Regions from separate parts of the Homo sapiens genome. Here region 2 is linked to region 1. A link is a loop called in an ENCODE intact Hi-C map of the cell type or tissue named here. Cell type or tissue: A673. All regions are shown on one strand. Each heading gives the region's core, and the rest is flanking DNA. Links, peaks and the distances in the headings are about the cores only. Region 1 holds the start of LINC02181 (long intergenic non-protein coding RNA 2181). Region 2 overlaps C16orf95 (chromosome 16 open reading frame 95).

Region 1 (15,781 bases), core at 2,667-10,666:
TATTTAAAGTGATCTTGTCACTGCACTCAGCGCCATGGGACATTAGCGTAACAAATAAAAATGAATGAGAATACAGTTTAAACAACTTGGCTTTCATTGTCGTCACTGCAGCAGACGCTCCAAACACCCCTGTCTTTGCTGAGATCAGTCTCAGAAAATGTCCTCCGAGATGGGACCCTGCACGGAGTGGCCTCAGGTGGGAGGCAGGAATAGCTGCGCATTGGTGCGAGTTTTTTGTTTTGTTTTGAACGTTGCTACTTTCTGAAAGTCTTTTCCCAGGAAATACCAAACTGGAAGAGAACAGGCGAAGAAAAAAAATCCTATCATTTTAGCAGTGAATTTTTTAAATTACTAGACTTTATTTTTTAGAGTAGTTTCACATTTACAGAAAAACTGAGCAGAAATAGAGTTCCCCTCTAATCCTCCCCATGCCCCTATTATTCTCGTCTTGCATTGGCGTGTTATGTTTGTTACAACCCATAAGCCAAAATGGATACATTATTATTAACTAAAGTCCACAGTCTGCATCAGGGTTGACTCTTGGTGTTGAATATTCTATGGGTTTGGACAAATGTAAAGAAAATGTAAAGAAAAATATCCAGCCCTAGAGTATCATACAAATAGTTTTGTCACTCTAAAAATCCCCTGTAGTGGTGACATTTTAAAGCAACTTAAAAAAAAAAAGGAACAGTCCCAACTTTCAGAGCTGCATAAAAAGCCCAGGAGTTGGATGCCTGATGAATACACAAGTGAGGACCGACTTATTCCCATCAGTGCTCGGCAAGGACCTGAAACATGGCTGCGGTAGAGGCACTGCACCCAGAGGATAGAACACGGCTCAGGAAGGGAGCAGAGGACAACATGGGGACGTCTATAGAACATATGAGTGCATATATGTACATATGTACACGAAGGGACGGCCTGTGGGGAGGTGTGTGCTGGCCCATTGGGTCGGGCTAGACTTTCCTTTCTCTGCTGGACTCAGGAGGCAGCGGTTGTGGGTGCCGGGGCTTGTTGATTCTGTGGGTGCATTGCCACATCCGTGACCGTGCAGCGGTGCCAGCACTGAGGCTGGCGGGCACCTACGCAGGAACCAGACTGAAGGCAGAGCCCCTCTCCTGCGCGTGCTCTCACCGACGCGTCTGGCACTGGGCTGTCCTCCCTTCCTGTGCAGGGACACTGCAAACACAGGCCTCCAGCCGCCTTTGCCCGGGGATCCAGAGATCATAAATTGCTCTCTTGCTTTCTGGGGGTCCAAGGTGAGTAAGCGGGTGGCCTCGTAAAGTCCCGCGGACAAAGCGGGTTCTTATGTCCACACAGCAGTGGCCTGCGGGACATGGCCACTCACGGCTCCGGGAGCTATGCGGCCGCAGCTCCCACTAGCCAGTGTCCTAAAATAGACGCTCACAGGCCCTGGTTGGTTCCAAAGTGTAGGGTCCAGAAGGTATTTGTGTATAAAAGAAACCCTCTCATGCCTGTGTGCGCTTGATTTATTTGCTCTAATTCATGATCCTTCACTTTCTGAAAGGCAGGCGCTGGATGAGATTCCTGGGGGCTGACACATTCCCCTCCCCGACCTCGGACGGCTGGGGCAGGATCCCTTTTGTGCTCCAAGTTGCCGGGAAGACAGGCCTTGGCCACTTTCCTCTCGCATTCCCTGGCTTTGGTGTTAAATAAGATGAAAAAGCACTAATTTGTAACACATCCCTGTGGGCTGTTGTCGCATTTGCTCGCTGATCTGCCCAAATCAGACATTAGCGGCGCACGCAGGGTCTTCTTGGGAGCTGCTCCTGGCCTCCCATATAATTCTGAATATACTCAAAGACGGTTCACTGACTGCGCTCTCCTGCATTTATTCTTCCAGCTGAAATTTTCCTGACTTTTTTCCCTCTCATTTTATTAGGTTAATAAAACTTGGTTTTCGAGCATTTGGCTGCCCCAGGAGGGCCATCGGCCCCATGTCCAATTCATCAGGCGCTAATGAGTGGCCTCGCAGGCCCCGGCCCTCCAGCCCCGAAGCTCTCCGTGGCTCGTAAAGGGGAGGCCCACGGGCTGTGCTGTATATTTTGTCTGTTGGTTTCCCAAATTCTCTCGCCAGCTCGACCGTCACTTTTTGGGATTTATTTGAGGCCGACAGCACCGTCAGGGAGCTCCTCCGCAGCCGGACCCTCCTCCCTGGCCCGGGCTCCACACACCCCACACACTCAGAGCCGTAAAATAAAGTCTGCAATAAAACGAAATAGAAATGTGTCGATGCTGCATTTTAGAACATTCCAGCAAAAGGCTCTGGGAAATGCCTTCGTTTACATTAAAGAGGGAAGCTCCGTGGGAGCAGGGGTAACACAGTCAGAAAAAGGGCCTCTAGGAGGAAGACACGACCTGGTGTTTCAAATAAATAAAGTAAAAATAAAACGCAGTCGGGTGTGCGCACGCATGAAATCTCTAAACTCTTTCTGCACGTACATTTATGTCGTCCCTGGTTTATTTTTTTGGCATTTTAGGGAAAGACCAGTGAAAGAGAAAAGTGTATGGCGCCTGCCTTCTGGGTCAAGGAACTGGGCTCTGTCTCCCTTCTAGAACATTCTTGTTTTCTCTTCCCCCACGGGTACACCCTCTCTCTCGCTCTCTCACCTTCACCAAGCTGTCAGCTCCCTGCTAGCCCCAGGCGTGGGGTTGTGTCAGCCACAACACGGTTGAAAACTAGAATGTGAGCAGCCAAGAGCCCGGGGAGTATTCACTGGCGCAGTGGCCTAGGACCCGGAGAGGTGGGCGGGGGAGACGGCCGCTAGGTTATTGGGTCCCCGAATGTCCACGTGGCAGCTGGCCTTGTCAGCGTTTGTAACAAGTGTCCTGGTCCCTCTCCTCCACCTTAAACATCTAGAAAACGCCTTGCCTTCCCTTGCACTCCACCCGGGCCTGTGCCACCGCTAATAAATCACGCCCCAGGCCTGCGGCTCCAGGGAACGTTACCTTGCCCCCCTTGGCGCCTGCCTTGAGCATGGAGGGCTCTGCGCATTCTGCATGCAGCAAAAGGAGAAATGCCAAAGCCGCCTCAGACGGTTCTCCTTTGAAATTTTCAGCACCGTCCTCCGTGTGGTATTGTCCACTTGGCCCCCACGCCAGGCAAAAGACTGTCCATACAATTGGCTGGGTTTGGGGGAAGTTCTTTGGGTCCCTAGGACATGAACAGGCAGGGTGGTGGCTCCCAGGCTGTGGGGGGCATAGCAGGGATCACTGCCCCTCTGCTACGGGGTCCTTGCACTTGTGGGCGAGGGGGATTCTAGGGCAGTCTCTGGGGTCACGGGGACTGTTCTCTGCCTTGGTAGAGGTGAAGGTCCCCTCACCTTCACACGCTAAGGCCTGCGTGGAGATGCCGGCTGGCTGCAGAGATGACAGGGCACCTCTTCTGAGTCACTGGCCCGGCTGGCATCTCCTTCCTCCAACTGGAGAAGATGCCACACAAAGGGCGTCACTCTCAGTGGTGGCTCAAGATGCCCACGGCCCGGGATCTGCACCGCAGCTTCGCACACCGTCCGGGGTGCCAGGGAGGCCCTGTGTTGTTGGTGGCTTAGACGCTGCACGTGGGGGGCCCTGAGCAGCCATTTCCATGGGGGCTTGGATGGAGTCGGCCGGTTTCCTGTCCCTTGAAGAGCCTCAGCCCAGCCCTGGCTTTTCTTGGTTGTCTCCATTAAAGCTCTAGGTTCTCAGGGGTCCTTGTTCAGAATGTCCTACCCGGAGCCGGCCCTTCTCCCCCGCACACTCCTCTTAGTAGATTATCTTCTGAAAATATACTTTGAAGGGCTTTTGTTTTGTTTTGTTTTCCCTACTTGACACTCTTGAATAAAGTAGGCCATTTATCTTTCGGGCAGAAGAATTTCAACAGTGAAGCTGCGCGGTGCAGGCTCCGTGCGGGGAGGCAGTTTTACGTTTTTTTTTCATCACGGGTTTATTTCTGTCTTAGCTTCCCCTAAAGTTTGTAGCCTTCCTCCCCTCCTTCTAACGAATCCCCCCAACTGTCATCCTCTCCCCTCACCCCCCTAAATGCATCCAGCCCACCTCAAGCTACTCGAACTGAAAGAAGCACTCATGGCCAGGCCGCGTGTTTGTTTAGGCTCACCCTGTGTTAGTCCATGTGAAATGCAACAGAATGGAGAAAAATGTAATTCTTTGCCGGCTTTTGATCAAAGAGAGGACTTTAAAAAAAAATTCAAGATGGATTTCTGAAGGACAATTTTATACACATGCTGCGTGTTTCGGAGCTCCAGTATTTAGGTGATTTTGGGGAAAAAAAAATCTTTTTTCCTCTTTTGATCCCAGAGAGAAAACACTCGCACAAACACATCTCCACCCCACAAACACTGCAAGATGCCATTTTTCATAAGTCTAACCGGCTGAAAAGAGGAAGCATTTCTCTTCCAATTTATCAACAACACAAGAGAATGTAAAATACGGCCCTACTGCAACAGGCAATCTCTTTCTTGCTTTTGTGGGAATTCAGAGCAAAGTTACCCTTGTTGCTGAGGCTAATTGCAGGACCCAGGATGTCCGGTCTGGGTCCTTGAAACACACATGCGTCCACACTTCCTCCATCCATCTTAATTTCACAACCAGCATTAAACGTACGTTTCTCCTCTAACTCCCTCAGCTTCAGAGCAAATGCAAATAAAAAGTGCTTAAAATGGCAAACATTTCCTGTCATTGAAGGCCTTCGTTAGGGTGGGGGTCGCTGAGTTCTAAAGTATATTTTCATAGGAAAACTCATTTCAGATCGTCGGCAGGAGCTTAGACTGTTCATACAGCGAAGTTTGGGGTTTGCGATCAGCCTGAATTTATTGCAGTCAAGTGACCCTTTATAGGATGTAGATGTAGGAGAGCAAAGATTCCAGATTCAAACTTGGATTAACCTGGGGCCCAGCTCAGGTCACAGGAAAAAATTAAAATATACTGAAAACTGTCCTCTTCCCCTCCCCTCCCTTCAATTCATTTTCTGTTCCATTATGGAAAAAAAACCCCAAATTTGGAATTTTAATGTTGTTTTTCCTCCATTGGTTGTTTAGTTAGTGATTTTGCCGACTTCCTGGATGTTCATTTCTGGTTCTGCACAAAAGAGTCACATTTCCTTTTGGAATCAGGACCAGGAGACAGAAGCGGACTCGGGAACTGTGAGTGCCCCCCGGTCTTCCCCGGCGCCTCTGACCCCTTCCTCCATCTCGCCGCCTTCCCTGCCTTCAGCGCGGAGTTCCCTTTCTCCAGGGCTTCTTGTCTGAACTCACCCCCTCGGCTCTCAGCACCATTCTCCACTTTTAGGAAAAGAAACTCTACAATTTCTATGCAAACATCGGATAAGAAGGGGAGGGGGAGTGACTTTGATTTTCATTTTAAGACTCTGAAAGACGGAGAAAGTAAGCAGAAGCGGGCTGGTGTATTTCAGAGGCTCCCAGTGAGTCCCTACTAAATTTACCTAATAAAATGAATTTTTAAAATTTTCGTTTTCTCATTTCATTCCAGCAGAAAATGAGTTTGCCTTTATAATGTCCAGATCTTTCCAACTCTATTGAGTGAGAAATTAACTTACAAAATTTAAATACTTTGGTACACACATGCACACACACCCGAAATGAAGTAAAGTGTGCCTGTAACACAATAGCAAGCCTGATTTTAGGGTCCTAGGACACATTTTTTTTAATGATGTGTAATAAAGAAAAATCAGATTCAGTTAAAAAAATTTCTCTCTTAAAATGGGTGAATTGTAATACTCAGTAAATTTAATTGTAATTTTTATTTGTTAATATAAGTTGCCTTTTTAAAATCTTCTGCACGTCTTGTCAAATTATTGAGAGGACTGCAAAGAAAACATATGTTAATGTGCTAGGCCACAGTTGACTCCTTTCCTTTCCACGAAACTAGTCCAAGTAGTGTAGGAAATTATGAAACTATAGAGTTCTCTGTGAAAAGAATACCCTGCCTTTCATTTCCAAGATAAAGCAATTAATACTGGAATTTCAAGGCAAATCTAATGATCAGTTAGGAGGGAAAAGGAGGAGGAAGGCAGGATGGTTATTTGCGTAAGAAAGTCCAGAAATCGACATCGGACAGATGTATCGTGGAATGTGATGATATTTATAAGGAAAAATCACATAAACTTTAAAAATGAAAGTTGTTTTGCTTAAACGACTGAAAAAAAGAATTCAGAATAATATTTGGGTTATCCTAGTTTTGTACGCTTGTGTTCACCAAAGCGTTCAGGGTCCAGGAGGATTAAAGAGCTCCATCACAAGGAGTGTTTTTGTGTGTGTGCATGCGTGTGCGTGTCTGTGTGCGCGTGTGTGCGTGTCTGGGTGCATGTGTGTGCGTGTATGTGCGCGCGCGTGTGTCTGGGTGCGTGTGTGTGCGCACGTGTGTGTCTGTGTGTGCGTGTGTGTGCGCGTGTGTGTGAGTGTGTGTGTCTCTACCCAGCTCTCCTACACCTTAGCCCCAAGGATGATGGGGAGAAAAATGTGGGAGCTGACTAGGTGGAACCAAATCTTTACTCCAGAAATTTATAGCTAATATAAAACTCTTAAAAATGAAAAAAAAACAGTTTTCTTACCTTTTTAAAAAGTCTTCTCTTTGGGGGGTTATGTCAGGGGATAGAGGAATGGGCTTGAGCCAGTTTTCAAAATTGCTATAGGCCAGGCGTGGTGGCTCCTGCCTGTAATCCCAGCACTTTGAGAGGCCGAGGCGGGAGGATCGCTTGAGCTCAGGAGTTTGAGACCAGCCTGGGAAACATAGCAATGCCCTGTCTCTACAAAAAATTTAAAAATTAGCCGGGCGTGGTGGTGTGCGCCTGTGTTCCCAGCTGCTCGGGAGGCTGAGGCAGGAGGGTCGCTTGAGCCCAGAAGGTCCAGACTGCATTGAGTGGAGATCGCACTACTGCACTCCAGCCTGAATGACAGAGTGAGACCGTCTCAAAACAAAAACAAAAACAAAAACCAACCAAAAAACCAAAACCAACTCCCTCCCCGCCCCCGAAACAACAACAACAACAACAAAACCCCCAAAAACCAAATTGCTATAGACCAATATTTCCAGGTCCCTGTGATTTTGATTAGAGAGTTTTGTTCTTGTTCTTCTGTTCCGTAAACTATGGTATTCTACCTCTTAAACGCATTTTTAAGCTTTCTAGTTTGGATGGCCTTAAACAGAGAAGCCCGTCCCTGGGTGGGGAGGTTTGTCCGCTGTCCAGTAGATGGCGCTGTGACTTCTAGAGTGAGGGGGGTGGGGGTGGGGACGACACCGCGTCGCAGCCCGAAGTCACAGGGGCCACCCCGTCGCCTCTCCCAGGGTGTATCCATCGGGCTCTAAACCCAAGAAGAAAAACTTTTTGAGGCCTCTCCTGAAATGTGCTAATCTATCAAAGAGCATTTATAGTATTTAAGCCAAATGTTAATTAACAAATAGCTCACCCTCCTCAAACAGTCTGAGATAGTGCCCAGCTAGAGTTTAAAGAAATACTTCCTGGAAATGTTTGAGATAAAAATGGAATAACGTAGTAGCTATTTCAATATTTTATCAGTTGCCCATATTTAAAAAAATAAAAGATCCTCACCTTTCTCCTAGAGTAATCATGAAGAACGTACATTTTATGTTATATGAAATGTTATGTGCGTAAAAATGGTCAAATGAAACCAGGCAGGTATAGATAATGGTAGTCTCGCCTTCTCAAAAAGCGTTTTCCTTTTCATGCAGTGGTGGCGTGAATACGCACCCTGGACATTGTATTTCACTACATCAGCACCTGCTAAAATGGTAAACCAGCTTCTTAGACGCGTTAAACCTCCACCTCCCTTGAGTGATTCCAGGGTAATCTTCTCCTCTTCCCCACTCAGAAAAGTTTCTAGTTTATTTTAAAAACAAACATTTTTCTATCCCCATCTCTTGCTACAGAGAATCTCAACTAAGGATGGTGCTTATCACTCTTCAACATATTTGATATTAAAATTAAAATAATTTTAAAACAATTTTGAATAATTTCAATGTTTAGACTCTTCATGGGATGACGTGATTTCTTACTATGTTTTAAGTAATGATTTGCGATATCTTTTTTTAATTTAAAAAGAAGTAGTGTGCATGTTGACAAGTATTGTAAACAAACTGGCATTCAACAACAGCAACAAAAAGATTTATTCCTTTTCCTAAGAATGATGTTATCCTTTATTCTGGAAAAAAAAAATGAAGCAGTATTCATTTGCCTCCAGTTTGAAATACTACTTAAAGACTTAGAAATATGTAAATGTAGCTTAGGACAATGACTTCATCGAGCCTGGTAGTAATTAATCTTGTACAGTTCTTTAAAAATTTAATTGAATGACATGTTAGTTTTATAGTTGTATGAATTTAAAAATTGTGCAAGTCACTCACTATTCATAACTCGAGCCTATGTATTAATAAAATGATTGTGCAAAAAACCAGCTGTTTAAATAAATTCTGTTCTGCTTTAAAGATTTTGCCCTTTGGGGAGAAAGTCATTTAAGTATTGAGTGGCAGTGGCCAGTGAACAATAGTCAAAATGTAAATAAATCTTCCTGAAACTTAGTTCTAATTTTCTTGAGCAAGATACTAACCCATAAAAAATAAACATTGTTTATTGAACCACGTTTGCATCAGTGAACCTTTGTAAAATGATATGGAGAAAATATGAACTTCTATGTCCCAAGTACTTTACTTTGCTTCCTTAGCAGAACAGAGAGAGCTATTCGATAGGTATGAACTGAAGAAAATAGAATTAGTGCCTCTGGTGAGAGAGTCATTCAGATTTGTACAGTTGCACGGAGGTGATCATACTAGAATTAACACCAAAAAATTGTGTCATTTGGCATCTTGGCTTAAGGGATAATTTAATTACACCACCTATTAGTGTTGACTTACGTTTCTGCGCCAGCCAGCCTTCTTATAATCTTGTTTATTTCCAGAAATCACATTTGTGACAGCTCTAATAGGCCATTCAACAGCAAAGATTTTCTCATTTAGTTGAAAATATTTCAGGCTTCAGAAACTAGCAAGGAAGGAAAGGCATATTTAGACTTCATATGTCAGAGTAAACTGATTTGGGGCAAGATTTAAAAACTGAACTCAACATGCCTGTTTGACCAATTTCAGCCTAAAATATTTTTATGTTTTAATTTGACAACTAAGCTGACAAGACTTCAGCTGATGCAGAGATTATTGCTCCGTCTGACTTGTGTGTGTGTGTGTGTGTGTGTAAGGGTAGAAAGTGGATCAGGCACGGTCTTTGCATGTGGGTTTACAGAAACACCTCAGAGGTTTGCATTGCCAGCAAGTGCGTCCATCTGCACCTATCACTGACTTGGAGTAATGGTGAACTCTTTCAGATTCTGGGTCCTGTGTTTGTAAACTTCCCACTTTTCGTTTTTTGAGAACGTTATTTTGATCTCTGCAAACGAAGGTGGGGAGATGTAGTTACTTCCCTCTTAACAGCTGAATGCAATCAGAGTGCTTTTGGGTGTTGTTTTAGTTAAGAGGCAAAAGAGAAGAGAAAAACACACCCAAACAAACCAGCAGACACACTTGGCATCCAGTGTTTAACGCTCACCCTTTAGTCCCGTCAGTGGGGGAGTGAATCCTGCAGGATACACCACGTTTCACGTCCTCCCCATTCTCCCTGCACCCCGTGAAATTCTCTTGGAAGGAGATGGAAAACTGTGGGGGTTTCATTTAAGGGTCAGCTCACATGTTTAAGCTGCATGTCAGGAAGAAGAAGGCTGAGATCCTTTGAGCAAACAAGTGCCAGAAACTGAAACCCCTGCCTGTCTCTTGTGCAACGCCTCCCCAGCGGTTTGGAGACTTGAGCATTTGAATGGGAGGCGTCCCAAACATTTCAGTCCAGATCTCCTCCAGGAGAGGGTGCTGGGGACCCAGGTCTCTCTCTAGGGCTTTGAAAGAGGCTTGCTCGGTGGAGACAGAAAACATGGGAGCAGTCCAGGGGAGCAGTTGGGCTTTCACAGAGCAAAAGCTGCCATGGCCATCCGGTTCCAGGCACTTGCCATGCAGACATGGGCATGAGGCCTAGCCAGGCCAGGAGCTTGGACAGGGCCACACTGCTACTCAGTGACAGAGGCTCTCCTGACCACTCCAGAGCGCCATACTTTTCCTTGGAACGCTAATCTTGGTCATTCAGTCCTTTAACAAATGCCTTAGTTTTTAATTTGTTAGGTGACCATCTCCCATGACTAGAATCTTTGTTGTGATTGCTATATTCCCAGTGCCTTGAGTGATCCATGAGCTGCACTTATAAGAAAGCTCGGTAATTATCCAGAGTTTACAAGGGAGCGGGTGCGGCATGGGATAACTCAATGCTACCTCCCAACAAGTCAATGAGGTAGGAAATGTCATTACTCCCATTTGACAATCAAGGAAACTGAGTCCCTGAGAGGTTGAGTGAAATTTGCAAGGCCACACAGCTAGTGTGGAGAGTTGTGGGGCAACAGGGATTTGAATCCAGGCTGTCAGATCGAGGACCACACATTCTTAACTGGGCCTCATAGTGCTTTGGTAAATAAATATTGGTTGAGTGAATAAATAAGAAGATGAAATTGAAAAACAGTGGGGTGCGATGTCTGCAGCGAGAGTTTCAGAGGAGGGCAGATTTGGGTTCACACAGGCCTTTACTCTCGTTTACTGATGACCGGTAAATTCCTTAAATTTTCTGAGCCTCGACAGTTTCCTCCTACATGAAATGGAACTAACCATCTTTCTTTCTGGGTTGGGAAGACTTGAGCTTGTGAATGAAGGACTTGGCCCATAGCAAGTGCTGAATAAAGGGCTGCATTATGACTATCTCTGGGCCAGCCCCCAAAGCCCAGACGTAAGCGGGCAGAGGAGCTGCTGCCCGTAACACATCTCTGACTCCAACCAACTGGGTGACCCTGGTAAGTTTCTCAGCTTGCTGTGTCTTGCTTTTCTCTTCTGTAGAGGATGGCTCACTCTTAGTTCCTGCCTGGAAGGCTTGCATGAGGAAAGGGGGCCAGGCCCAAAGTCAGTACTGAATGATCGTCCACTTGGAGGTTCACATTAGGCACTTGTATCCTTGCGGCACTCACATGTTGGGATGCGTGGCCCACTGGTGGCTGGCGGGAATGCCCGCGCTCGGTCATGCTTCGGTGCTTTTGCACACGCTGGCCCTTCGCCCTGGAGTGTTTTTCCAACCAGTGAATCTCCTTTCACCACTTAAGTGCACTGCGTCGCTGAAGGGTAATTATCTGAGTGTTCCAACTCTCCCTCTTGCCCTTTCTGGGCTGTTCTATCCGAGAGCATATTTGTCACTTAGCGCTGGGTCACCTGGGTTACCCATCTCTCTGACTGTGGAGTGTGAGGGTTAACTCACGTCATCCCAGACCAACTTGGTAAAACGCCCCTGGCCACATTTCCCTACGGATACAAGATGTAAGGGTGTGACATTGTGGTAGAAGAAGGCATGAGTGTGATAGAAGAAGGCATGAGTGTGGCAAAAGGAAGCTTTGTTTCTAAGATCTCCAAACCCAGGCCCACGAGCGGCATCCATGCATTCACTCTTGCAGCTGGTTGCCGTTCAATCAGCAAGGAGTATTTATTGAGCACCTGCTATGTGCCCGGCACTTGAGTGGCTCTAGGTTTAAGGCTATGAACAAGAGACCAGGGCGACCCTTACCCCTCCACAGCTTATCAGAAGGACGACACCGCACGGGCGATAGCAGGCCTGGGTGTGGCAGGCTTGGTGGGGATGGTGGGTGTCTCAAGGAGGAAGTTTCAGGGAAGGCTTTGGAGACGGGGCCTCTGAGCTGAGGTGCAAAGGATTAGCCTGGTGTAGGGACGGGGCAGAGGCTTTGCAGGCACGGGGAGTGGAGGGTGCAAGACCGCGGCGAGGGGGCCGGCGAGGGGGGCGTGGGAGTCGGGGCAGGACCCTGCTGGACACCTGGTCTGTCCTCAGTGCCGCTTTCCCCAGGGCCACACAGGCTGGCTCTGGTTATACCCATTTTACAGACGGAGACACTGAGATCAGGGAGCACCGGTGGCCCTGGGAAATGGCCGGGCCTGCTCGTTAATCCCCAGGTGAGCGGGATTCGCTGGCCTGGGGGGCTCCTCTCCCAAGAGACCATCTCCAGGGACGTCATAGTTCATGTCCTGAGCAAGCCGGCAGGCTGGTTTTACCAAGAAAGTAAATAGGTAAATAAAACAAGTAATACAATAAAACAAAGAAACCGATCAACGACATCTTGACCTTAGTATGCCCGGGTGGTCTGCTTTTCGGTGTCCCCAAGGAGAGAGGAAATGTTGTAATTGGATGGCATTGCTGTCAATCATCTCAGATTGGCGGAGGCTGCGGAACCCCTGGGCCTGGGAGGTTGTTGCCATGGAGACGGCCTGCGGCCATGCGGGGCGGGAAGCCCCCTCCTCCTCTCCTGGCCGCCATGCCTGTGGCCTCAGGAGACAAGGTGAATGCCGCACCTGTGGACTCTCAGCCCGTCTAGGAGGAGGATAAAGCACAAATCCGAAATGCAGTGTCCCTGGAAGGGACGCCCTCTCTGGGCCCGCTGGCTCCCGTCTCATTGGGCTGAATGGGGTCATGTGACCACTCTCCGCTGCAAAGGAGTCTGGGAAATTGCATTTTGTTGTTGTTGGAACTCATTTTGAAGCCAAATGAAACGAGAATCGTGTCAACGAGGAAGGTTTAGGGAGGGGGTGGATGTGTAGGCAACCAGCAGAGGGCCCCGAAATCCGTGAAGATCAGGTCTGACGGTGGCTCCATGCTCCCTCCATTAAAGGGCTTCACAAAAACCCTTCCGAAAAGGTATTTCTTGTTTAATATTCGGAATATTTCACTCACTGCCTCATTAGAAAGACAATAAATTAATGTGTTCACGACTTAGAAAAATCAGGAGGAATTAGAGGAATCGGGATTTTTGGGCCAAGAGTCTCCTTGAAATAGGCGCGGGTCGTTGATGATTATCTTTCCACACGGAAGGAAATCCAGGCTCAGGAAGGTCTGGTGATTTTCCCAGAGTCACACAGGCAGAGGGACTCAGACCACAGAACCCCTGCCTGGCTCCAGAATCCCAGCCGCGATGGGCGATGCGGGGGAGTCATCGCAGGTGGGGGCCTGGGAGGCCTGGGAGGCCTGATCTCATCCTCCAGTGTGGCCCTGCCATGTTGCGCCCTGGGGTACCCAGGGCTTCCTCCCCCTCCTCCCGCCCTACCCGGCCCACACCTCTCAGGCTCCCGGTTGGTCAGGGATTTTTTGCAAGTCAGTTATCTGAGCTCAGACTGCTGGCCGTGGAGGGAACCCTTCTCACTGCCTCTGGCTGAAAGCGTTTGCCTCACCTCTCTAAGCCCCGAGGGGACAGAGGAGGCTCTATTGCAGCGGGCGGGCCTGACAGGTCACAAGGAGAGCCCAGATGTGCCGGCAGCCGCCTGTGTTTACACCCATCCCCAAGCATCGCAGCATCGGGGGCAAGACGCTAAGTTTCTCTCAGGTCGTGGCTTCCTCATCATGAGAGTGGGCAGCACACGGCCCCCCACGGGGCTCTTGTGGGGTCTGAGAGAGGAGTGTGGTCACATGGCGCCCGGCCTGCAGAGACAGCATGAGGGCTGTGGATGCCAAGGCCAGTATCTGCCGTGGCGGCCACAGCCCTCATGCCTCCCTGTCAGGAGGCACCAACAAGGCAGTGGGACAATGCGCCCCTTTCTCAGTCTGAGTCCTGTAACCTCTCAGCCTTGGATTCCCGGTCTGCAGTAGGGGAAAATTCCCCAGATCTCCCTCATAGGGGTGCTGTGAGCATGAGAGAGAAAAGCATTGCAATGATGAGTAGTTACTGAGCACCATGAGTAGTTACTAAGCACTGCTCACTTGCCAGGCTCCTGGCTGGCCCTTCTTCTCTCTTCTGCAGAGCTGGGCATCAGAGCACACTGAGCAGCAGGATGAAATGCCCACAGAGCTTCTGAGGCCAAGTCCTGTCTGACAGGTAGGAGGTGGGCCCATGACAAATGACCTTGCCTTCCTAACTCCTTGATTAACTTATCCATCCATGAATGCGCAAAGGCAGTCCCAACACCTCACTAGAACCCATTCCTGGAAACTCCGTTGTAAAGTAAGGAATAAAATTGGTCGGCAGGAATCAGCTTAGAAATAACAACACAGTAAAGTCACGTTCCTGAAAATGGACTGTGCACTGATGAAGTCATATTGAAGATAAAGGGCCTGCTGTTAAGGCAGAGCCCAGGGACACTTATCCTATGTAACCATTTCAACTGGAGAACAATTTCACCCAGTCTAGGACATGGCAGACTATGAACACACCTGTTATCCCGGACACCTGATCTGCCATAGAGCAGCCCTGATGCCTACACAAACCCACTCTCTTGTTTATTGCAATTAGCTTTTTCTATTTTTTTTTTTTTTTGGTCTTAGGTCTACTTTATGATTCAGTAAACATTGAATTAACAATCCATTTTTCTTCTTAGAATGTTGAAGGCCGTTAGGGCATTATATGGAAGGAAAATATTTTCTTAGGAAACCCTGATCTTATTTTCCCTTTCTCTGCCAGAAAAGGTTCCAAAATTCATCTTCACACCTCAGCACCATCCTAGGGGGTTCAACTCATTTAGCTGCTAATGTGGTTTCTCTCCCATAAAAAAAAAATTCTTCAAAAAAGAACTTTGAAGTAAAGTCCCCGTCAGGTGACACAGATGCCAAGTAGGAATGCACTGGGCTTCAAATCACAATAACCCAACTTAAGATGGCTTAAACAAGGGCAGGCTTGTCCTTATCATGCAGTAAGGATGTCGGAGGAAGGCAGCCTCGGGTATCTACTCAGCTATTCACCAGCGGCAGAGATGGCACCTTCTTCCTGCTTGTAGTGGTGTCCCGTGGCTGCTGTAACAAATGCCCATCAACTCAGTGGCTTAAAACACACATGCTTTTATCATCTTAGGGCTCTGTAGTGTAGAAGTTCAGTGCTGGTCTCACCGGGCTAAAATCAAGGTGTAGGAAGGGCTGGTTCCTTCTGGGGAGACCCCTCTGATGATGCCAGGGTCTGAAGATGAATTTGGGATGTCTCTGGAACCTTTTCTGGCAAAGGAAGGGACAGTAAGATCAGGGGTCCCTGAGTGTGTTTCCTGGGAAAATGTTTCCATGAATGTCATGCCGAGTCCTTGCCTTCTCCAGCTTCCAGAGGCTGCCTCATTCTTTGGCTCATGGCCCATTCCTTCGTCTTCAAAGACAGCAGGGTCCCATCTATCCCTCCACCCTCTGCATCCGTTTCTTCTATGACTTCCTCTTCCAGCTCTATTTTCCACTTTTATGGAGCCTGTGCTTACACTGGACTCACTCAGATAATCCAGGACTATCTCTTTATTTTAAGGTCAGCTGATTAGCAACCTACTTCCATCTGCAACTCCAGTGTCCTGGTTCTGGAGTTTAGGATGTGGACATCTCTTGGGGGGCTAATATGATGTCTACCACATTGCTATTGTCTGTTCTGTCATGGCCTCAACATGGCTGCTAGATCTCCAGACATCAGATCTGTATTCACAGAGGGAAGAGAGGAGAAGGTTACTAGCGCTGTGCCTTTTGATTAAGAAAACAAAAGGTTTCCCGGAAGTGTCCCAACAGACTCTGTTTGTATCCCATGGGTCACATGGTCACATCTAGCTGCAAGGGATGCTGGCAAGGTATACAATAGGCAGGAGGCAGCAAGGGAGAAGTTGTGTGCCAGTGACTCAAGGAGGCACATCCGTGGAATCTGTG
Region 2 (15,781 bases), core at 3,249-11,248, 240 kb before region 1:
AAAAACAGCCCCAAGGCTGCCGTTACCCAGGATATCATAAACCCGCAAGACGGCCTTTATCTCGTGAGCTCCGGGTCAGTGTCCCCACCCCGGGGCTGTGGCTGGGTCCTGGAAGTCCCCATTTCCCGGAGGCTCTGGGGCTGGTGTTGCAGCCTCCTCGTGGCTCACAGAGTCCCGGAGAACACGCCCTGTCCTCAACCCACCTTTTCTTTGCCTAGCACCCCTGCTGGATGCATGCTGCTGGCACAACTGCTGGCGGATCTGCGGTGATGAGTGCCTGTTGTCCAAGTTCCAGCAGCTCCAGGCCCCCTACCAGGACCAGCTACCGGCTCCTGCAGCGCGTCTGCTGCCCCTCGGCCTCCTGACCCTCCTCCAGGCCATCCCGAGGGTCATCATGGCCATTCGGTGAGCAGGTGGGGGATGGGGGACAGTGGGTGGCCCTGGCATGGTGACGTCCACCTGAGGGAGGCTTGGTGGCCATCAGGGATGTGGAAGAGTGGGGGGTGGGGCTTAACTTGACAGGCGTCCAAGGCCCGGCACTGTGAGTGTGTCCTGTGGTGCTCTGCACAGCGCAGGCTCTGCCCCGCGTCACCTAGAGATGCCAGGGCAGCCTGGGGGCGGCGGGGGCCTCGTGGGGCACTTCCACCCCTTCCCTCTTCCCAAGTTCTAAAATGGCCCTGCTCCCAGAAGGACACGGGTCCCAGTTTCCATAAATTTTCATTGTTATGTTGGGGTTGACGGTGCATCTTAACAGCCACTCACCCTCCAGCCTCTGAGCTCTGAGCACCCCCTCAGGTATGGGGACCTCTTGCCTGTCCCCAGCTTGAGCCCCAGCCGCCAGTCTCCATACTAGAAAGCCCCTTCCCCTGGTCTCTAGTCCCTATCCTCGCCCAGGCTTCGAGTTTCGCCCCTGGCACCCTTGCTGCCCACAGCCATGGCTTTCTGCTGGGATACCTCCCCCAGGAAGCCTCCGGGGCCACTCCCCGGGCCACAGCTGGGCTTCGGGGAACAGCTACTTCCTCTTACTCCTTTACTCTCGGCCTAGGCGGTGGCTCCTCTGCAAAGCCTCTCTCCTCTCCTCCTCCTCCTCATTGCCCAGTGCAGCTCCTTCCTGCCTGGGGGCCTGCATCACACTGCATGGATGAGGAGACCTGTGAACAAACGCACACACACAGTCGAATTTACATGCATTTACTTGTTTGCTCGTTGTCTCCTCCATGCAATTGCAAGAGGAAGATTCTAGAAAATGTGCAGCGTCTGCAGGTAGCTGCCAGGTGTCCTGTCCTGTTTTCTAGTTGTTCACAGCAGGAGCTTAGCCCGGTCTTGGTCACTCTGCCACGGCTGGGAGCGGGAGCGGGAGGCTCTCCCCTGTTTTTTGGGTTATCCATTCTCCTAGAGTTGGACGTTGCCTCCCACTCCCTGGGCAGTCACAGTTGAGGCTGTGATGTGCATCGGGGTACGGGTCCCTTGTGGGCCTGGGCGCCAGCCTCTCCAGGCCATGCACTGGGAAGGGGGCCAGGAGCGGGCGCGGTGAGCTCTGTTTGGTCTCTGAGCATGAGCAGTACCTGGGCAACAGCGAGAGCTTTCCTTCTTTGTCGTTTTTCTTGTGGATTTATCTTTCTTTTTATGTTTGGCAGCTTGATGATCACATTTAGTTTGACTCCTTTGTACCCACACTGGGAGAAGCAAAGAAGAACACTTGGCCTTAAAGGATGGGCAAGGCTGGGCATGGTGGCCCACACCTGGATCCCAGCCTTAGAGGATGGGCGAGGCCGGGCACAGTGGCCCACACCTGGATCCCAGCCTTAGAGGATGGGCAAGGTGTGGTGGCCTACACCTGGATCCCAGCACTTTCGGAGGCCAAGGTGGGAGGATCACTTGAGCCCAGGAGTTCAAGACCAGCTTGGGCAACATAGTGAGACCCCATCTCCACACAAAATAAAAAAATTAGCTGAGTGTAGTGCTGTGGTCCCAGCTACTTGGGAGAACGAGGTGGGAAGATTGCTTGAGCCCAGGAGAGTGCAGTTGCAGTGAGCTGATTGTGCCAGTGCACTCCAGCCTGGGCAACAGAGCAAGATCCTATCTCTAAAAGAAATTTAAGAAACAATTTTAAAGGATCAATGTTAAGTAGATGGTCAGGGGGCCCAAAAGGGAATTGCTAAGCCCTGGCCTCAGGCTCAAATTACTTGGTAAGATGGAAGGAATGGAAGGAAGGAGAGGGGAAGAAAAAGAGAAAGATGCCTGGGCTTTGTCTAGAGATTTGGAGTAACTGTTCTGGGGAGGGCCTGGGCATGCTCTTGTTTTGAAGTTCCCCAGAAGTGCAGTCCAGGTGGAGACCCGCCTGCATGTTGGTGCAGCTTCCTGTTTTCCAGCCCCTGAATTCTGGCACTTGGAGGGCCCCATCTCTTCCTGTCCTTATCAACAGCTTGTCTAGAAAGACCCAGGAAGTCACTCACTCTGTGGTGTTGGTGATTCATATGCTTCCATAGCAGGTGTCTGCTTCTGAGCCAAGCTCCCAGGGCAGCGGAGCAGGCACCAACCAGCATCCCAGGGGAGGGCACAGCTTGTCCAGCTGGGATGTTTGGGTGCCCTGTGAGATGCCCCAAGCCACCAACCCAGCTTATCTCAGGAGAAGCCTCGGCGGCCCGTCTGCCGGCCTGGAGAGATGTGCTACAGCAGCCGGGGGTGGGGGGAGAGGGTGGGCTTAGAATCTCTTGGCAGGGAGCCCCCAAGAGCAGGGTGAGACCTGCCTTCATTTCACCTGTCCCCTTCACAGTTCTGCAAAGCCAGCATTATCATCCCTTTTCAGAAGGAGTGGGCACTCAGGTGGAATGCCTCACCCCAGTCCTGCGGCTGGAAAGCGATATGGCCAGGACTGCACCCCACCCCTCATCCCTGCACCCCTTCCCTGCCTGGGATTCCTCCAGCCCTGTGCACTGTGGAGCGCCTCTGCCTTCCGCTCATGGAGGTTTCCCAAGGGCACGCGCTGAGGGCAGCTGGTCTCAGCCTGGGGCCGGGTCCTAGTAACTGTCTCTCTTTGCTTTCCAGCCAGTGTTTTGGGGTTTGAAGTTGGAATCTTCAGCTACTGTCAAGAACAGCCACAAAAATGTGTCACGATCAAGATCTTTGAGAGTCCACCAATCAGGAGGCGTCTGTGACAGTCGCTGTCTTCTCAGAACAGAATCCACACCCAGGATTCAACCCAAATGATTTCTCATCAGGTGATTCTTGGTTGTAGCAAAGTTCATGTGAATGTGGGTGAGTTTCTGTTATGAATGTGGTCAATAAATGTTATTTGTGAAACTCTAAACTGGCCACCTCTTAAATGATGACCTCTGATTTCCCTTCATTAAGGGGGGACTTGTCCCCATGTCCGTGTCCCTGGGGGAGGGCAGCTATTTCCGAGTGTCTCTTCAGGGACAGCAGACCCACTGGATGAGGGCCCGAAAATGGTTTCAGCACCTGTGTCAGGTGGGTCTCCCTTTAAGTAGCATAACATTGTATATGTGAATTGAATTTTAAAATCTGAGATCTCTTTTATATGTCATAAAATTCACTCTTTTAGAGTATACGATTCAGTGGTTTTTAATATATTTACAGAGTTTTGCAACCATCACTGCTCATTCTAGAACATTCACTGCAAAAAGTCCCATACCATTAAGCAGTCACTCCTTCCCGTCTCCCCCAATCCCTGGTGACTTCTGATCTACTTTCTGACTCTGGATTTGCCTGTTCTGGGACATTTTATCTTAATGCTGTCGTCCGATAAGTGGTCTTTTATGACTGGCTTCTTTCACTCCGTATTAGGCTTCATCTGTGTTGAGGCATATGTCAGTATGTCATTTCTTTTGATGGTTGAATTTTGGGTTGTTTCTGCTTTTCGGTGATTCTACTTTGTGAATAATGTGGTTATGAACATTTGTGTACAAGTGTTTGTGTGGACAGAGGTTTGCGTTTCTCTGGGGTGTACACCTGGGAGTGGAATTGCTGGATCATATATTACTCCATGTTTCATGTTTTGAGGAACTGCCCAGCTCTTGTCCGCAGCAGCTCTGCCATTTTATATGCCCACCAGCAGGCATGAGGGTTCCCATTTCCCTGCATCCTCATGACACTTGTTTCATCTGTGACTTTGCTGATAGCCATCCTAGCAGGTATGGAGTGGTATCTCATTGTGGTTTCCATTTGCATTTTCCTAATGACTAATGATGTTGAACATCTTTCCATGTGCGTATTGGACATTCGTATAACTTCTTTGGAGAAGCGTCTATTCAAATACTTTGTCTATATATAGATATATAGATACACACATACACACACACACACACACACACACACACACACACACACAGACATATACATATATATAGATATGTCCCCCTAACACAGATATATATTTTTGAGACAGGGTCTCACTCTGTCACCCAGGCTGGAGTGCAGTGGTACAATCATAACTCACCAAAGCCTTGACCTCCTGTGCTCAAGCAATCCTCCCGCCTCAGCCTCTCATGTAGTTGGGACCACAGGCACATGCCACCATACCTGGCTATTAATAGTTTTTTAAATTTTTGTAGAGACGGGTCTCACTTTGTTGCCTAGACTGGTCTTGAACTCCTGGGCTCAAATGATCTTCCTGCCTCTGCCTCCCACAGTGCTAGGATTACAGGCATAAGCCACCATGCCTGGCCGTTTGTCTATATTTTAATTGGGTTGTCTATCCATCTTTTTATTATTGACTTGTAAGTATTCTGTGTATTTTCTGGATACTAGACCCATTTTCTTGATGATGTCCTTCGAAGTAGATGTGGGTTTTAAATTGTTGTGAAATACGGTTTATATTTTTCTAGGTTGCATGGACTTTAGGTCGTATGCTCATATCTAAGAAACCGTTGCTGGATTCGAGATCACAAGGACTTGCACTTGTGTTTTCTTCTTTTTTTTTTTTTTGAGACAGAGTCTCGCTCTGTTGCCCAGGCTGGAGTGCAGTGGTGCGATCTTGGCTCACTGCAAGCTCCATCTCTTAGGTTCAGGCGATTCTCCTGCCTCAGCCTCCCAAGTAGCTGGGATTACAGGTGCCTGCCACCAGGCCCGGCTAATTTTTGTATTTTTAGTAGAGACAGGGTTTCTCCATGTTGGCCAGGCTGGTCTTGAACTCCTGACCTCAAGTGATCTGCCCATCTCGGCCTCTGAAAGTGCTGGGATTACAGGGGTGAGCCACTGCACCCAGCCTTGTGTTTTCTTCTAAGAGTGTTATTGTTTTAGCTCTTACATTTAGGTTTCTAAAATCTATTTCGAGTTTAATTTCTGTATATGGTATGAGGTAGGGGTCCAGCTTCATTCTTTTGCTTGTGGATATCCAGTTGTCCTGCATAACACCATGAAATGATAAAATTATAGAAATGGAGGCAGATTAGTGGTTTCTGGGAGCTCAGGAAGGGTCTGGGTCTGGTGGGAAGGAAGGGCCTGTGTTTATAGAGGGGCAGCGCGAGGCATTCTTGTGGCTGGAAACACATCAGTGGCAGTGTTCTGGTTGCAGTATTGTACTATGGTTTTGCCATGTGTTACCAATTGGGGCAAACCGAATAAAGGATAACATGGGGCTTCTCTGTATTATCTCTCTTTTTTTTTTTTTTTTTTTTTGAGACCGGGTCTCACTCTGTCGCCCAGGCTGGAGTGCAGTGGTGCGATCTTGCCTCACTGCAACCTCCGTCCCTGGGGCTCAGGTGATCCTCCCACCTTAGCCTCCTGAGTAGCTGGGATTACAGGCTCACACCACCACGCCTGGCTAAGTTTTGTATTTTTAGTAGAGATGGGGTTTCACCATGTTGGCCTGGCTGGTCTCAAACTCCTGACCTCAAGTGATCTGCCTGCCTTGGCCTCCCAAAGTGCTGGGATTACAGGTGTGAGCCACTGTTCCTGGCCTCTCTGTATTATTTATTATATGTGTACATGACTCTGTAATTATCTCAAAATGATAAGTTTAATTGTAGAAGCAACACAATTCACTGTGAAAGACTTTAAGGATACAGAAAACTACAAAGAAGAAAATAGAAACCACTCAGTTCCTCCCCTGAGCAGATCTCTGTTATTACTGCCTGGGCAGGAAGGAAAGGACACATTCCTCCGGGGGTGACCAAACGGAGGACCTAAAGGTGACAAACAGGCTCAGACAGTAGTTCGCACCTGTAATCCCAGCTACTCAAGAGGCTGGGGAAGATTACTTGAGGCCAGGAGTTCGAGACCAGACTGAGTAACATAGCGAGACCCTGTCTCTACAAAAAATATAAAAATTAGCCAGGCATAGTGGTGCATGCCTCTAGTCCCAACTACTTGGGAGTCTGAGGTGGGAAGATCTCTTGAGCCCAGGAGTTTAAGGCTACAATGAACTGTGATCACACCCCTGCAACTCCTGCCTGGGCAACACAGTAAGACCCTGTCTCTCTAAAAAAAAGTGTCAAACAGGAACCAGACTCTGGGATGCTTGAACTGGGGGGTTCACCTTAGAGACAAGGAAGAAAGACGTGGGAGTCTCAGATATACAGAACAAAGAGGGCTACAGTGACGGGCCAGGGCCTCGGTGTATCTTGGGCACATCCGTATCTGCAGTGGCCACCGTGGAGGGAGTGGAAGCCGTGTTCTCCAGGGGCACATCTTCAGTGGCCCTAGGGCAACTTTAAACATCATTTATTCAATCAGCACATATTTATTGGATGCCTGGCACCAGGGAGACAGCATAAGAAGACATGTGCTGCCTCCAGGGTGCCACTGCGCAGCGAGGGTATTGTAATTCAGGTGGGGGTCGTTGCCATCCTGCCTGAGGCACACATGAACACAAGGAGGGCCCAGGAGCTCCGTCAGTGACCTGCTAACCATTCCCACGTTGCCACAAGGACCAGCAACCTCTTTCTGGGGTGTTCTTGCTGTGGGAGCCACTGCAGGGACAGGCTGGATGTACAGGACGTGATGCCCCAGGAGCAGCCCTTGGCCGATGATGGGTGGGAGGTGTGGGTCAGCACTTCTGCCCCCGCATCCTTCGATGGGGATGACTCTGGGCCGTGTTCCCAGCAGGACTGAGCCCGTACCGCCCACTGGGGCCACCTTCTTGCTAATTTCCTTCATCCCAGCTCTCCTTCCTCCCCTCACCTTCCCACTCCCTCACAGGGCTTCCTGCATCACCTCCCCCAGAAAACACTTGCGCTCAATCCTTGCCTCAGGCTCTGCTTTTGGGGTGAACTCAAGATAAGACAAGGTGAGCAGATCCCATCTCACCAGTCAGGGAGGAAGCGCCATCGGAGCAGAGACCTGAAGACAATTCCAGGAAACCTGGCAATGAAAGGTGAGACCAGAGTGCCAGGGCACAGGCACAGCAGGGGTGGACAGTCTGGAGGTGACAGGTGGGGGCATTCCGGCCACTTAATCCAGTTAGGGTGGCTGGGTCGTGGCATGGGCAGCCAAGAGCACTGGAGGATGAAGCGGATGGCAGAGAGCATGGGAGGCTTTGGGAGGCTGTCAGGGCTTCACATTTGTGTGGCTAAATCCTGCACCACAGCCAGGTTCAGGGCATATTCGAGAAGGCCATGAAGGCTTGGGTCCCCTGGCCGTGTCAGTGGCAAGGGAGGACAGGTCAAGGCAGCGGCCACAGCAGCCCGTGACCACAGGCTGCATTTTGGAGAAACCACTCCAGCTGAAGAGTGTTGGATGGAATAGAGTGGCAAGAGTGGACACGGGAAACCAGCTTGGAGGCTGCAGCAGGAAACCTGGTGGGGGACGATGGTGTCTGGACCTCGGTGGTGGTGGCAGTGGCTGTGTTCCAGGTGGGTGGGGTTATTTGGCTCTGTTGTCTACATCTGTGCAGGTGTGCTCTTGGGGAGTGGTACCTGAGGCTGCACCACATGTCCTGAATAACCCAGTGACAATGTTGCTGCAGCCCACACGGGACCACGGCTTCCATAGACGGACCCCAGGCAGCTCTCCGCCTGCAGGCGTTGTCGTGAAACTTGGCGTTAGGAGCCACAAGAGGGCACTGTTGAGAGACTTTAGCATAGAAGCCCCAGAAGGCCAGGGCTGGAGGGGGCTTCAGTTGCCCAGGTCAGCCCATGGTTTGTGGGAGAGGGAGCTGTGACTTCCTGGACCTGGTGGGGCCAGGGGAGGTGAAATGTGGGGTAACCGTTTAAAGGGTTTTGGAGAAGATGCTCCTGTTGTCTGCACCCTGGACTCAAGTCAGGAGCCCAGAGAAACACTCTGTCCCTTCCTCCCCATCTCCCTTCCACCCAGCCACACAGCCCTCCCTTCCTCCTCCCCTGCTCCCTTCCTTTTTCCTCCCCTCTGCCTCTCTTCCCCTCACTCTGCCCCAGGCCATTAACTGGGTAATGACCACACAGCCCAGCCCTGCCCAGTGGAACTTTCTGTGATGGTGGAAAAGTTGATCTGTACCGTCTGGTTCAGGAGCCATGAACCACATGTGGCTGGAGTCCCACTGGCCCAGCCAGGCCGCCATGGCAGGTGGAGGCACTGCAGTCTGCCCAGCCTGGCCCAGTCCAGGCCTTGGTGGCTTCTCGGGCTGCTCCTGGCAGTGCCTGGCCCCACCTTCTGAGAGCTCTCTGGTGACCCATGTGCCAAGACTTGAGGCCTGGGAGGGGCCGTGGGGACACTGGTCCAATCACCTCATTCGCAGATGGGGACAGTGAGGCCCAGAGAGGGCCATGCCCTGTCCCAAGCCCCACAAAAGCTGGTGGCAGATGCGAGACTTGGCCTTGGCTCTCCTGCAGCCCATCCAGGCCACCTTTCCTTCGGCGGCCTCCCAGTTCCAGGTGCTGCCTCTCCACTTGTCCACTCTGGGGAGACCCTTTCCAAGCCTCCCCGTTAGAGGAATTGCAAATGGGTTGTGCTGCCTGGGCACTGTAGCAAAGACCCCTGAGGTCACCAGGCCCTTGAGGAAGAACCTCTGTGATCACTTAGTGATGTTTGGTCCAGGCTGGGCTGAGGCTCAGTGGTGTTGAGTGTCATGGAGCTTTTGTAGCTGTCCCAGGGACTCTTGCCATGCTTGACACACAACAGGTGCCGCATAAGTACTTGTTGATTTTGGATACCTGCTGTTTTCTCTGGTGGGCATTGCACTGGGGGATCTGGGAGCCCTGGGAGTCCACTGGGGCACTTGGAAGCTTCCTGTTTTCACTTTTGTCATTTCCAAGAGAGATAGTGCTGTTTGAGGCCCCCCCACCGCTTTTTTTTTTTTTTTTTTTGAGACGGAGTCTCGCTCTGTCGCCCAGGCTGGAGTGCAGTGGTGCAATCTCAGCTCACTGCAAGCTCCGCCTCCTGGTTTCACACCATTCTCCTGCCTCAGCCTCCTGAGTAGCTGGGACTACAGGCACCTGCCACCATGCCTGGCTAACTTTTTGTATTTTTAGTAGAGATGGGGTTTCACCGTGTTAGCCAGGATGGTCTCGATCTCCTGACCTCGTGATCTGCCTGCCTCGGCCTCCCATAGTGCTGGGATTACAGGCGTGAGCCACCGTGCCCTGCCGAGGCCCCGTTTTTATGTTAAAACAACAAACCTTCAGGCCAACCCATGAGCAGTGGAAGGGGCGGCATTCCGGAGGAGGCCACCTTGGCATTCCAGATGTGGGGATGTCGTCTCAGCACCAGCCAGGCAATTGTGTCCTTCCCAGCACACTGGCAGGGTGTGAGATTCCAGAAATCACAGGACACCAGCTCCCTGGTCCCAGGTGGGGAGCAGGAGGTGGTGGAGAGCAGGTGTCCGCGTGTGTCTTCGGCCACTCTGCCCTGGCTGCTGAGGTTCGCCCCTCACATCGCCGACAGCATGGGCTCTGGGCAGTGGGAGATCCTGGGTTCTGGGGTGCTTGCAGCGCCAGGCAGAGTCCCCTAGGAGGTGATTGTGAAGCACAGCTCCTTGCCCACGTGAGCTTCAGGAGCCTCAGCCTCCACCCTGCACCCCCAGCTGACCTCTGCTCTCTGTCTGAGCAAGGTCCTCCACCCACTGCCCTTTATCCTACCTTCTCTCCTTCCTCCCAGAAACCGTTCTGCCTATAAAAACAGGTATATGAATCTGAAATTTTTAAAAGGGGCAAAGTTTAAAAAAAAATCTAACCACCTTGCATTTTCCCTCTTCTCTGCTCCGTGTTTCCTGTAAACTTGTAGTTGACCTAAAGGTTTGATAGACTGGCCTGTCATATTTTCTGTAAGGCGGCTTCCTGGGCCGGGCTCCGTGCCCGCCATGCATGTGTCAGCAGGCTCACGACGCTGTAGGCCTCACTCTTGAAATGCAAAGACTGACCAGGAGGCCCTGGCAAGTCAGCCCGAGCCCAGCAGACCTTGCCCATGGCTTTAGCATCCCTTGGTGATCATGAACTGGATACACTGTTTCACTGGGGCCTACAAAATAGGACTCAAAAGCTTTTAGAGCCGGGCACAGTGGCTCATACCTGTTATCTCAGCTCTTAGGGAGGCAGAGATGGGAGGATCGCTTGAGCCCAGGAGTTTGAGAACTGCCTGGGCAATATACCGAGACCCTGTTCTCCACAAAAAGGTGTGTAAACTCCTGTGGTGTAATGAACATTCAGCAGGCTCCTCCCCTTAGATAAGGGAGTGTCTGTAAATTCCTGTGGTGTAATGAACCTTCAATAGGCTCCTCCCCCTAGATAAGGGAGTGTGTGTAAGCACCTGTGGTATAATGAACCTTCATCAGGCTCCTCCTCTTTGCTGTCTGTTTCAGACATGAACTGTGAGCTGAATAGTCTGGTTCACATCCTGATTCCGTAGCTTACTGTGTGTTGGATCTCTGCGCCTCAGTTTCCTCATATTTAAAATGGGGATAATAATGGCTTCTACCTCATAAGGTTGCTATGATGATTTAATGAATTAATAATTATAAAGCACTTTTAACAGTGCCTGGCAGGCAAGTGCTCAGGAAGTGTTTGATAAATAAATGACTAAATCATTGGTATTTACCATTGAGGTGCATTGTTTGCTCTGTGTGTTCATGAATGGTCCTGGACTCTTGAGCATTGTGGTCCATGTTGCACGCGGCCCAGGGGATGATGAAGGGCAGTGTTCCAGATAGCCCTGTTGTTGGACTGCTAATCTGACTCTCTTGTTTTGGTTTACGCATTTTACGAGGTGCCTACTATGTGCTAGGGGACGTCCCAGCACCTCGTGGGCTGCTGACAACCGGTGTGAGTCCTCTTAATTGGCTTCTAACATAACTGCACTCTTCCTGAGCTGTTTAATGGCCTTGAGTAACGAGCTCTCCCCATCTCAGTATTTGTTTAATGCCGTATTCATGGTCATAAATAGTGGCACCATTACTTTCAGGAGAACTGTAATGATGTATGTGTTTGGTGAAGTTTCCAGCTCCTGACCCTTAGGTGCTAGATCTGTTTGAGGCCATGTGAAATGTTTTGCGTCACTTGCAAGAAAGAAAAAAGAGGTGCTGTTTTTCCTCAGAAAAGGAAGAGGCATTTTACAGCCAGACCTTGTTCGACTGTAGAACATTTGTCAAAGACTGCAGAAAACAAACATGGACATTTCTAGTACTTCTCCTAAAGGAAGGAGTTGGGCTTCTTACAACCAGAACAATGATTCTGTTCCTCCATTTGCTAATCTGTTCATCAGTACCCTCATCCACTCATCCATCCATCCATCCACCCACCTATCCATCTGTTCATCATTCGTCTACCTATCCATCCATTCATCCTTCAGGCACTCATTCATCCTTCAGTCACTCATTCATCCATCCACTGACCCATTCACCCAGCCAGCCAGCCAGCCACCATCCATTCATCTACCTATCACTCGTCCATCAACTCGCCCATCCACTCAACAATTCATCCACTGTCCTTTCATTTACCCCTCCATTTACCCACCTACTCACCCACCCATCTACCCACTCATCCATTTATCCATTCACTCACACACACTCTCATTCACCCACCCACTCATCTGTTCATCCATTCATCCATTCATCCATCCATCCATCCACCCACTCACCCACCCAGCCACCCACCTATCCACATACTCACCCATTCACCCAGCCACTCATTCATGTATTATCTGTCTATCTATACACCTACTGATTGACTCATCCACGCATCTATGTAAAGTCAAAACATGGTTAGGCCCAGCCATCGTAAGCCAGGGCTGCCCGTCTGTTTTCTTTGTTTTGTGCATCTTGCGTCCCATGTGTCCCCTTGCACTGGAGTGTCAGCTCCCAGAGACTGGGTACTGCAGCTGATTTGCTCATCCTGAATGGGACACAGGTGAGGACAGGATGGAAGAGGGGCAGGTGGGGCTGTGTCGGGGAGGGGCAGGGGCAGAGGAGTGGAGGAGAGGAGGAGCTCAGTTGGAGGGGCCTCTGAGACACTGAGGGGTGACACTGGCTCGCTGGTTGGATGAAGAGTAACACTGAGCTGCCCAGGCTGAGACGCAGTCTGGGGTCCAACAGCCCTGGTGGCAATTGGTGAACATAGCCCTCTGGGCAAGGCCAGCGACTTCAAATTTCTGGATGTTCATTTTTTTACCTGCTAAGTGAGGTAGTGCTGGTGACGTGCTCAGCCAGTGCCAGGCACAGATTGAGCTGCAGGTATTGAATGCATCCTCCATAGTAATGTCATACTCTGAAGCAGGTACCATTGGCATCCCCATTTTCTAGATGAGGAAATGGGGGTGCAAAGCTTGGATTTTGGCTCTGCTGCCTCTCACGGTGTAGATGTGAAATGTGCAGGGGCCTGGGAGAGCCAGAGCCCTGGAACTGCCCTTTGCTACCCAAGTCACTGTGACTTCCTTTCAGATCCCTGGGGTCCCTTAGGGTCCTGGTTCAAGGGCTCGATTGGAAGGAAACCAAGAGGCTGTAATTGTCTACCTCTGGAAACAGTGAAAAGATGTAAAACGAAAATATTATCATGTCATCATTTCTTTTCTATGGAAATAGTTACTTTCCTTCCCACCCACCCCACCTTCAACTGCTCTAAATACGTTTTCTTGGGGTTTCCAAACATCTCTTTTACTTTTGTCCTCCCAGGTGAGAGAGAAGCTGATTATGGCCAGGTCTGGCACAGAAAGCCCCTGTTTGTGCAATCCTGCATTCTTCCTTTTTAAATAAAATTTAAGACCATCTGAAACGACTTGCCAGCTTGACCTCCCGGCTCTGGTTCTCACTTGAGTTTCTGAAATGCTTATGAGTCCAGCCTGCTAATGTGCTGAAATGACTGTGCTCACCTTAGGGAAGTGTTAATGCCTTGAGCATTTTCCCACCAGTTGTCTTGCAGCTGGTGAGAAAAATACGCACCAACCTCCCCCATGGACTGTGAGGTCACAGCCTTCCCATCCTTTTCAGGAGCTGCCATCTCAGCTCTTGATTCTAATGGATGGCAGCCACACTTGAAGACGCACCAGAGGAAGACGTAGCTGCTCCCATCTGTGTTCCCAGATGGGATGGTGTCCTTGGGAACTGATCTCAGACATGTCGTGGTAGCCAGCCTCCAGGATAGCCCCCAGCAGTCCCACACCCTGGAATTCACGTGCTTGTGTAGCCCCTCCTACATTATATCACATAGGTCTGTGTGACCAATAGAATCTGCAGAAGTGATGCCACAGTACTTCCAAGATTAGGTCATAAAAGGTCCTGTTGCTTCCCTCTTGGTTTCTTTCCCTCTCTCTCTCCTCTCTCCTTTCTCTTGGACCCTTTGCTCTGGGGAAACCAGCTGCTACATCACCATCAGCCTTGTGACCATGCCACATGGTAAGGAGCTGAAATCTCAGCAGCCACATGAGTGAGCTCGGCAGCGGATCCTTTAGGCCCCGTCATGCAATCCTGGATTGCAGCCCTGGACATCCACTTAACTAGCAAGACTGAGCCAGAACCACCCAGATGAGCTGCTCCTGGATTCCCAACTCTCAAAAACTGTGAGAGATGTTCAACGGTGGTTGTTTGAAACTGCTGAGTCTCAGTATAATTTGTTACACAGCACTAGCTAACTCATACACGTCACGTTTCTGCAGCAGAATACCTTGGACCTGGGGAGAGCTGGAGATAATTACTCAGTACCACCCAGTACATGGGAAAGTGATTACTGACAGGCTCAGAAATGTTAAGAAGATGCTTAAAAGAAATGGGCTCATGAGCCTTCTTTGCTGAAGTATTAATTACTAGATCTGAATGTTTTGCTTTTCTGTGATGGAAAACGTGAAGAAAATAGGGCTTTTTTTTTTCTTTTGAAGAGATGGGATTTCCCTCTGTCGCTTAGGCTTAACTGCAGTGATTCAGTCATAGCTCACGGCAGCCTCAAACTCCTGGACTCAAGCAAATGACTGATATTTTTTGAGCACCAGCAGTAACGATAGTTACTATTCACTGTTTTCTCCCTGCCAGGTGTTCCACAGACATCCTACATGCATGACATTGATTCACTCTTACATTTGACAGGTGAGGAGACCGAGGCTCAGACAGCCACACCATTCCATGGGTTTTGTTCAAAGGGGTTTGGGGCCAGAGTAGGACTGAGTGCAACTTCATGGAGGTAGACCATGGGGAGGGCAGGGCACCTGCATGCCTGAGAGAATCTCTGCAGGAGGCAGGAGTTCAGAAACTAGCTACTTAAAGGGGTAATGATCTGTGTCAGGGGTGCTAATTAAAATTTGGGGTTTTAAAGAAAAAGTTGGCTGAGTGTGGTAGCTCATGTCTGTAATCCCAACACTTTGGGAGGCCAAGGAAGGTGGATCATTTGAGGTCAGGAGTTCGAGACCAGCCTGGCCAACATGACGAAACCTCGTTTCTACTAAAAATACAAAAATTAGCTGGCCGTGGTGGCGGGTGCCTGTAATCCCAGCTACTTGGGAGGCTGAGGCAGTAGAATTGCTTGAACCTGGGAGGCGGAGGTTGTAGTGAGCCAAGATCATGTCACTGCATTGCAGCCTGGGGGACAGTGTGAGACCCCATCTCAAAAAAAAAGAAAAAAACAACTTTCCAGTTCACAAAAGGAGTGCTTTCACTGAATGCAAGAATAGATTTTCCCTCTTGGTGTGTAAAGTTCTCAGTCATCTGACCCTCTCTGCCAAGAGAGCCCTTCCCGCCCCATTTCTGCCCGTTTGGGCTCCTCTTCCTGGAGAGGCTGCTCCCTGGTGCTGTCCCGTGCTCCCAGCCTGTCTTCCTTCAGGGTCCAGGCCGGAAGCCTTTGGGGGCAGTGTTGGGGCTCCGCATGTGCCCAGTGCTCAGCCCAGTGCTGGGGCAGAGATGGTGCTCAGGAAAGATCTTGAAAAATGAGCAGGTCTCCAGCCGAGGGGAATCTTACACCTTCCACCTGTTTCCTCAGGATTGCAGGAGCTCCTCAGACAAGATCTGTGGCAACAGTAACAATAAAAGCATCCCATGCGGACCAAACTCCTGCTGCAGTAAGAGCTAAACATATGGTGTCTTACTTTGCCCTCGTTATTACCCCTGAGGGCAGATGGTGCAGTCCCTCTTTATAGAGAAGGCTATAGAAGCCCCAGAGCCATCAGGAATTGGAGGTGATGCCTAAAGCCGGCAGCGCCCAGAGCGGGGTGTTCAACCTGGCAGGGTTGTTAGGGCAAGAGGATTGCGGGGGGAGGGGGGGTGGGCGCAGCACACCCTCCTCCTCATACCACCTCACTTTGTCTCCCACTGCCCCTCCAAGCGTCAGCAGCCCAGGCCACTGTGTGTGCCAAGTCTCCTGTATGTCTTTCGCCTTTTGCTGAGGAAATGCTATTGTGAAGACAAAATGAGAATCAGTCACTTAGGGGCCAGGTG

The links. A loop is a pair of places that touch in the nucleus more often than their neighbours do. Peaks named below come from ENCODE experiments on the same cell type or tissue, not always from the same donor. Only the 100,000 strongest peaks of a DNase experiment are listed, where the experiment ranks them.
Region 2: it touches region 1 in a loop (2.8-fold over the local background); 2 of 110 quality-filtered maps call a loop at or near these places.

What each region holds. Positions count from the first base shown.
Region 1 is chr16:87,054,311-87,070,091 of GRCh38, reverse strand. LINC02181 (long intergenic non-protein coding RNA 2181) reads right to left here and starts at 12,308. Exons shown (of 3, transcript NR_126008.1): 1 at 9,593-12,308; 2 at 8,908-9,034; 3 at 6,101-7,340. In A673, for the core only: a CTCF peak has its summit at 7,205 (motif pointing right); a DNase peak (open chromatin) is centred at 7,251; H3K27me3 peaks cover 577 bases.
Region 2 is chr16:87,290,343-87,306,123 of GRCh38, reverse strand. It overlaps C16orf95 (chromosome 16 open reading frame 95), which reads left to right. Exons shown (of 7, transcript NM_001195124.3): 6 at 219-405; 7 at 3,049-3,310. The coding sequence ends at 3,067. It overlaps LOC101928682 (a long non-coding RNA gene), which reads left to right and starts at 13,672. Exons shown (of 5, transcript NR_104667.1): 1 at 13,672-13,756; 2 at 14,387-14,440; 3 at 15,327-15,405. RefSeq lists enhancers at 1-104, 8,393-9,379, 9,380-10,368. In A673, for the core only: a CTCF peak has its summit at 8,000 (motif pointing right); a DNase peak (open chromatin) is centred at 8,013.